Linked DNA regions of Homo sapiens: region 2 is linked to region 1. A link is a contact called in ENCODE Hi-C or POLR2A ChIA-PET data. All regions are on one chromosome and are shown on one strand. Each heading gives the region's core, a stretch centred on a gene start or an enhancer-like site at or near the end of the contact. The rest is flanking DNA. Distances are from core to core; before and after follow the strand shown. Region 1 holds the start of TILAM (TGF-beta induced lncRNA activating myofibroblasts). Region 2 holds the start of PDK2 (pyruvate dehydrogenase kinase 2).

What was found. A loop is a pair of places that touch in the nucleus more often than their neighbours do. ChIA-PET counts read pairs that join two places held with the same protein, here RNA polymerase II (POLR2A). Pooled maps may share reads with other maps.
Region 2: a pooled map shows a loop between it and region 1 (4-fold over the local background). The contact joins the promoter of PDK2 here to the promoter of TILAM in region 1. A Hi-C loop is called at or near these places in 7 of 168 maps with a recorded cell type or tissue (CD8-positive, alpha-beta T cell, Right ventricle myocardium inferior, endothelial cell of hepatic sinusoid and 2 more), 3 of 37 single-sample maps with no recorded cell type and 23 of 50 pooled maps. POLR2A ChIA-PET finds 5 or more read pairs at or near these places in 5 of 52 experiments (AG04449, AG04450, BJ and 2 more).

Annotation. Positions count from the first base shown.
Region 1 is chr17:50,213,112-50,216,791 of GRCh38, reverse strand. It overlaps TILAM (TGF-beta induced lncRNA activating myofibroblasts), which reads right to left and starts at 2,098. Exons shown (of 3, transcript NR_110806.1): 1 at 2,017-2,098; 2 at 1,810-1,872; 3 at 1,372-1,681.
Region 2 is chr17:50,093,415-50,096,909 of GRCh38, reverse strand. PDK2 (pyruvate dehydrogenase kinase 2) reads right to left here and starts at 1,559. Exons shown (of 11, transcript NM_002611.5): 1 at 1,357-1,559. The coding sequence starts at 1,474. It overlaps LOC124904024 (a long non-coding RNA gene), which reads right to left. Exons shown (of 2, transcript XR_007065837.1): 1 at 3,331-3,495; 2 at 2,257-2,568. RefSeq lists enhancers at 128-643, 644-1,159, 2,191-2,400 and a silencer at 1,691-1,810.

The DNA.
Region 1 (3,680 bases), core at 849-3,348:
GGGTCTGTGGGTCTTAAGGGCCAAGTGGCAGGACCATTTGCACCACACCTGGAACTGTTGAACAGCTCTTTCTTGCTCTGTGTCTCATTCAAATTTGACAGCCTTTAATGTCACCTGTAAAACATATTCCCAAAGGTAGAATATGTTTTCTCCAGAGTCTGAGGAGGCCTACCAGATGAGCTTTCTTATCTGCTGGGCAAGAATTTCTCCTTTTCTTTGGAGGGGATGTCTAGTCATGCTTCTGACTACCAAACCACTAAAGATCTCACTGATGTTAGTAAGACACTAAATCTTTGTAGGAGTTTTTTTCTTCCCATCCCCTGGAATGCATGCACTTACCAAGGCTCCTTGGCACTTTTCTGGTCCAATTAACATGATGTCATCTGAAGAGTAGACCAATGCAGCCAGGCGCCATGGCTCACGCCTGTAATCCCAGCACTTTGGGAGGCCGACTTGGGTGGATCACCTGAGGTCAGGAGTTCGAGATCAGCCTGGCCAACATGGTGAAACCCCATCTCTACTAAAAATACAAAAATTAGCTGGGTATGGTGGCACACACCTCTAATCCCAGCTACTCAGGAGGCTGAGACAGGAGAATCGCTTGAGCCTGGGAGGCGGAGTTTGCAGTGAGCTGAGATTGTGCCACTGCACTCCAGCCTGGGCAACAGAGTTAGACTCTGCCTCAAAAAACAAAACAAAACAAAAAACAAAAAAACTGTGGTGGCCCTGTCACCAGAAGTATGTAAGATCTAAGATCTAGTTTATAATTCCCTGTCTAGGGTTTTATAGCTCAAAACCAAGTACTGAACAGAGCTTGGCCTAAATTAATGGTTTTCAAACTTGGTTCCATGGTATCCTGGGGGTTTCTTATAATTCTCGGGGGGTTTCATGGAGATTCATATTCAGGGGATCATTTCTCATCACTGCTGTGACCATGGCAACTCCATTCTTGTCTGTTCACAGATTAGGACTCTGCAGAAGGTTTTGTTTGTGGAAAGGCTTTTACTGCTGAAAGCTAACAGTAGGACATTCTATGGAATACCTGACCAGTACTCCTTGAAACTTCAGTCACGAAAAACAAGGAGAGACTGAGAAACTCTCAAGAACCAGAGGAGACCAAGGAGACACAAACACCAAATGCAATGTGATATCCTGGGTGGAATGCCGGAACGGAAAAGGGACCTTAGGAGAAAAATTCATGAAATCCGAATAAAGTCTGGAGTTTAGTTCACAGCAAAGCACCAGTGTTGACATCTTCATTTTGGCAAATGTTCCATGATGATGTAGGAGGTTAACATTAAGAGAACTGGATAAGGGATATATGGGAACTTTCTGTACTTTCTTTTCAACTTTTCTATAAATCTAGAATTATTAAACCCAAATTGTAAAAGTTTATTTTTAAAAGATAGCATTCAAAAACCGTCAGACAAATGAGCTCCAAATACATCCAGAGATGAGAAGAAAGACGGTGACCTGATTCTGGAAGTTCAGATGTCCATGTTGGTGACCTGATTCAGGAAGTCTTTCAGGAGGATATCAAGCTTGGATCTTGGATAGAACTGGGATGCGAGGCACTGGTGATTGGGCAATATCCCTGCCTGTAGGATTCTTTGTGGAATGCTGGATATTCATATTCTGGTCTTTTCTTATCTCTGGTTGCCTCAGGGAAGTAAGAACCCATCTGGGAAAGAGAGGACAGGACTGAAGAGGGACTCAAGGAAGTTGAGCTTACTGGATTGGGGGTGAATGTTAAAGTTCCAGTTTGAACAGGTTTGGAGGGAGAGACGGATGGTGGGGAGGGCATCATACCTTCACCCTTGCTAAATACTTCCTCTTCTTTCCAGCAGAGCCCAAGCTGGAGACCAGGAGAATCTAGAGGAAGGAGGTGACACAGGCCTGCTCCTAGTCTGATGGGAAAACCTACGTTATACCCTCAAAGAACCCCAATCTGGTATGGGAGACACACTCCCTGACTTCAGAGAGCTCTCTGTCTGAACGAGTGGACGCAATGCCTACCTTTAAGGAGACCGTCTGTCTGATGGGAGGGACACAGCTTCTTCCTCCAATCCGAAGGGGAGATGGGACACATCACATGCACACTGCTGGTAGCTGGGCTGACCTTTAGACATTAGTATTCAGGGACAAGGATAGCCTGGGAGGAAGGCTTGAGGATGACCTGTGGTCCTTTGTGAAGAGAAGGCCAGTGTAAAGGGTGCCGGGATGGAGCTGATGCGCCCCCGGGGAGTGGGCCCTGCTCAGACCTAGATGTCCATATTGGTGACCAAGCTCTGATCTGTTGTCCCCACAGGGGTCTACCAGCTGAAAAGCAGTGAGGAGACAGGGAAGGACAGGAGACACACAGAGCCATATATGGAAGAAGATCTGAAATGGAGTGATAAAGATAGATATGAGGCTGGGCGCGGTGGCTCATGCCTGTAATCCCAGCACTTTGGGAGGCTGAAGCCGGTGGGTCACCTGAGGTCAGGAGTTCGAGACCAGCTTGACCAACATGGTGAAGGCCTGTCTCTCCTAAAAATACAAAAAATTAGTAGGGCATGGTGGCATGCGCCTGTAGTCCCAGCTACTCTGGAGGCTGAGACAGGAGAATTGCTTAAACCTGGGAGGCAGAGGTTGCAGTGAGCTGAGATCTAGCCGCTTCACTCCAACCTGGGCGACAGAGCGAGACTCCGTCTAAAAAAAAAAAAAAAGGAAAAAGAATAGATATTAGTATATGATAAAAATGCAGGCAGAAGCGAAGAGAGATTCCTGCTCCCAGACCTCCCCTCACCCCCTACCCTATCCCCCACCCCTGCCCTGGCCCCAGCTGGCACCCCATTTGCATCTCCCTGTGTCCATGCTCCCCAGTCAGGCGTTACCTCAGTATTTTCTTTCACTAGGGGTCAAAGGCAAAACAGAGCCAATATCCACATGTGCCAGCTTGTGGGGGAGGAGGAACTCTGGAAAAGAAGGAGAGTGAGAGCAGGTACAGCCCCCATCTACCATGTGGTACACACCAGGCTGGGTCAGGAGGAGGGGGCAGGGAAGAGCCGTCCCGGGGGCCTGTGCAGAGTTGGGCACAACACAGCAGTCAGTAATAGTTGATGACTGACTGAATGAGTAGCATGCAATCAATATTAGAGAATGGGCCATAGCACAGTGGTTAAAGCCTGCGTTCAAATCTCAGCTCTGCAACTTCCTAGCTGTGTGACCTTGGGCAAATTACTTAACCTCTCTGAGCCTCAGTTTCCTCATTTGTAAAATGAGGATAAGAATATTGAAAGGAACCTACATCCTAGGATTGTTGCGGCCTTGCATCTAGCTCATGCCTACACGGAACTTACAACAGGGCCTGGCACACAGGAAACACCAAAAAGCCCTTAGCCTGTGTCGTGCAGGTACTACATGAGTGTGATTTTCCTGTCTGTGACATGCATGTGTGCTCACTGGGGATATGGTGTGTGCAGGGGGTGCTTCTGGGCTGGTGACAGTGAGGGTGGCAGGTGGTATTGGAGAGTGGGAGGAGCACTAGCTTTGTGGCCAGGCCAGGCAGACATGGGATCTATTCACAGCTTTACCACTTCCCAGCCAGGGGGGAAGCCCCAGCAAGGGGCTTCCCCTCACAACAGAATGAGCATAAGCCCTTCCTGGGGCATTGTCAATGAGGAGGTGCAAAGTGCTTC
Region 2 (3,495 bases), core at 310-2,809, 120 kb after region 1:
ATGGGGCAAACGGGCCTGAGAACAGGAGTCCAAATGCCTCGGTCCTTGTCTGGTGTCAAGATGGAAAGGGTGGGGGACCGAATATGGCCTTGGCCCAGGGTCAGGGGCCCTGGGTTCCAGTCCATCAGGCTCTGCTTCCAACTCTGTCACCCAGGCCATGCCATCATCCTTTTGAAGGTCTCAGTTTCCCCCATAGTACTACAAGTTGACCAAACTCTACTGTGAGCCCCTCACAGCTGTGATGTTTCTGTAATTAGGGTGCAGTTTGTGGGGACAGCTGCTGGGGGCTAGGGGTGGGCCCAGGAGGCTTTCCTACATGGGGGAGGCTCAAGACTCAGGCAGGGCAGGGGTGCAGGCAGACAAGTCCTGAGGAACAGGTGCCTTATGTCTCGGCTGCCACCTCTCTGTTCCCGTCCCATCATTGACGCAGCTGCAACCCAAGCTAGGCACTATCAACTCAACTCTTGAGAGACTGCCCCCCACCCCCAGTCCCCAGCTGGCACCATGGAAATACCACATAGACAGACAGGGCCCACACAATGCCCATTTCAGCTGCCACGTTGGCACAGCCTCCCTCCTGCCCCAGGGCCACCCCCAGGTTGCTGGTAGTGGGCGATCCTGACCTAGCAGCCCTGGGGCAGCCAAGGGAGGTATAGGCGGCTTGACTCCACATCACGGTGCCTGGGGCCCCTGCCCAGCTGGGGAGAGGCTGCCAGGCCGGAACAGATTTGATCTTCAAGTGTCCTTGCCCACTGGGGCAGCTAGGGTCCAGCTCCTTCTGTGGGTGGATGTCTACCAGTCAGGGCACTGTCTCCCAATGGCATCTTCTGAAAGAGCCCCCTTCCCCAACTGCCCCTGGCTTAATCTCACCCTCTGCCCAGGGGTGTCTGACCCTTCATGCCCAGTCCAGGTCTCTCTACAGATGGCTGCACCTCTAAACCCTGCCTCCTCACTCCCACCAGCAGACCCCCGGTTTCCTCTGGTGGGAGGAGGGGCCCCTACTCCTCCAGTCATGAGGACAACTCCCATTAACCCTTTCGCGTCTGGATACCACCCTACTCCCTTCCTGCAGTAACATCACAGCTTCACTGCCCCTTACTCTTCAAGACCCTTCATGAGGCCCACGAAGAAACCTCGGGACCGTCCTTGTAAATGCCCCCCATTCCCATCAGCAGCCCCGTCGAGAGGCCCCGGCCGGTTCCTGCTTCCCCATTAACTCTTTCCTGCCTGTACCTTTCCAAACAACCCTTCTCTGTCACTCGGGGCCTTTCTTCTCCTCCGTCCCCCTAGCCCCCGGCTGCCCCTCCCAGCGCCCCGCCGGCCTCCGCTGCCAGCCGCCTCCCGCCCACTCCGTACCGAAGTCCAGAAACTGCTTCATGGACAGCGGGGACGGGGAGAACTTGCTGAAGTGCTCTATGTACTTGGGCGCCCCTGCCAGGGACGCATTCTTCAGCAGCGCCCACACCCAGCGCATGGCTGCGGCGGCCGCGACTTTGGTTGTGGTCCCCGCGCGGGCAGCGCTCGCGCACCTTTCGGCCCAGCGACGCGGTTCGGCCGCCTCCTCCCTACCCTTGCCCTGGCGGGCATTCCAACGCCCAGCCAATCGGCTCGTCATGGCGCCTCGACGTCGCCAATGGCCACTCACAAACAACTCCGGGCGAACCAATAGCCTTCCGCCCCGGCACGTGGCTTCCCCCGGGCCCGCCCCCTTAACCCACGCTTTGCCGGGGCGGCCTGTTGTTTTGGGGAGGCCGCGCCGAGTTCCCACCTCCCCTGTGTTCACTCCTCCCTTTCCTCCGCGGGGCGAAGCCCGGGTTAACCCCTTCCTTCCCAGAGCCCCGCCAGCCCTTTCGCTTCCTCTTCCACGCCTGCCTTTCCCTTGCTACCCCCTCGCATCTCCTTCACCTGCAGGCTCCTTTTAACCCTTCCTTTCCAGAGTTGTCTAGGTAGCTTTCAACCAATCCCTTTTCTCCAACTCAAAGGTACCTGTTTCACCTGTCATGATCGTTACCTATCCTCCCTTAACGGGTCTTGGGGATTCCCAGTCCGGATGACAGTGACCCAGACTGCGAATATTTGCAAAATTCGGAACCAGGGTGCAAGCCTATACGAATCCGTCCTGTATATATGCAGCCCACCCGCTTCCACAAAGATCCAAGCGGCTCAGGAAAAGGCGGAGTTTGCTTTTCCAACTGAAAAACATCCAGAGTAAAAACCATCACTACTAGTGGCGGTGGAGGCAGCAGCTATCGTCCATGCCAGTTAACACTTTCATTTTATTATACAGCTCATCTGACCGAACATAAAGCCTTGGACATCTAGCGCGACCACCTGAGAAAGCCACCTCCTTCGCACCGGGCTTCCTTAGAGCAAGATCCCAGGAGGTGAAGTGTCTCTGGGAGGCCCGGAGCCCGTCCTTCATCAGCGGCCCAGCTTCTCTTGGAGAAAATGTGACGCGCCCTCTTGTGGCCGAATGTGGTATCTCCCATCGTGGGTTTAGGGCCCGACCCGCCACTTTGATGCTTTCTTTGCTCGGTGACATTAGCCTAATACGTGTTAGGCTTTATGCTGGGAACAGGGAACACAGACAGGATCAAGAAATGGCCTTTTTCCTCGATGATTTCATTTCTAAGTTTCAGAGATAGCTACATAAGTAAATAATTAGCTATAACTGAATGTGATTGTAATACAGACCTCACAGAGCAAAGCTTCACATATGGAAGGGCCTCTTAGCTGGATGAATAATAAGCTATATGCCAGGCACTGTTTACAGGCATTATCTCATTTAATTCTCTATTTTATTATTCTTAGCCTCATTTCATAGATAAGAAAACCGAGACTCAGGGATCATTCTCAACTGCAAATCTGACCTTATTACTTCCTTGCTCACAGCCTTTCAATGGGCTATTTTTTTTTTTTTTTTTTTTTTTTTTGAGATTGAGTCTCCCTCTGTCGTCCAAGCTGGAGTGCAGTGGCACAACCTTGGCTCACTGCAAACTTCTCCTCCCAGGTTCAAGCGATTCTCCTGTCTCAGCTTTCCAAGTAGCTGGGATAACAGGCATGTACTACCATGCCTGGCTAATTTTTGTAATTTTAGTAGAGACAGGGTTTCACCATGTTGGCCAGGCTGGTCTTGAATTCCTGACCTCAAGTGATCTGCCCGCCTCAACCTCCCAAAGTGCAGGGATTACAGGTATGAGGCACTGTGCTAGGCCATCAATGGCTCTCTTCTTCTTACTGGAGCCTTTCCAGTTGTCACAAGTCGATTGACTTTTGCTTAATTCTCCAGACTCCTCTCTCTACATTCCCCCATGCAGCTCCCAGCCATACCTGTCTGCTGCCTTGAACCAGCCTCTAATCTCTAAGCCACTGCAAATGCATCTCTTCTGTCTGGATCATTCTTTCTTCCCACCTTCACCTGCCCATTCTTCAGGTCTCAGCTGCTTAGTCATCCCTTCCTCCTGGAAGCCTTCCTTGATCCTGCCAAGCTGGGTT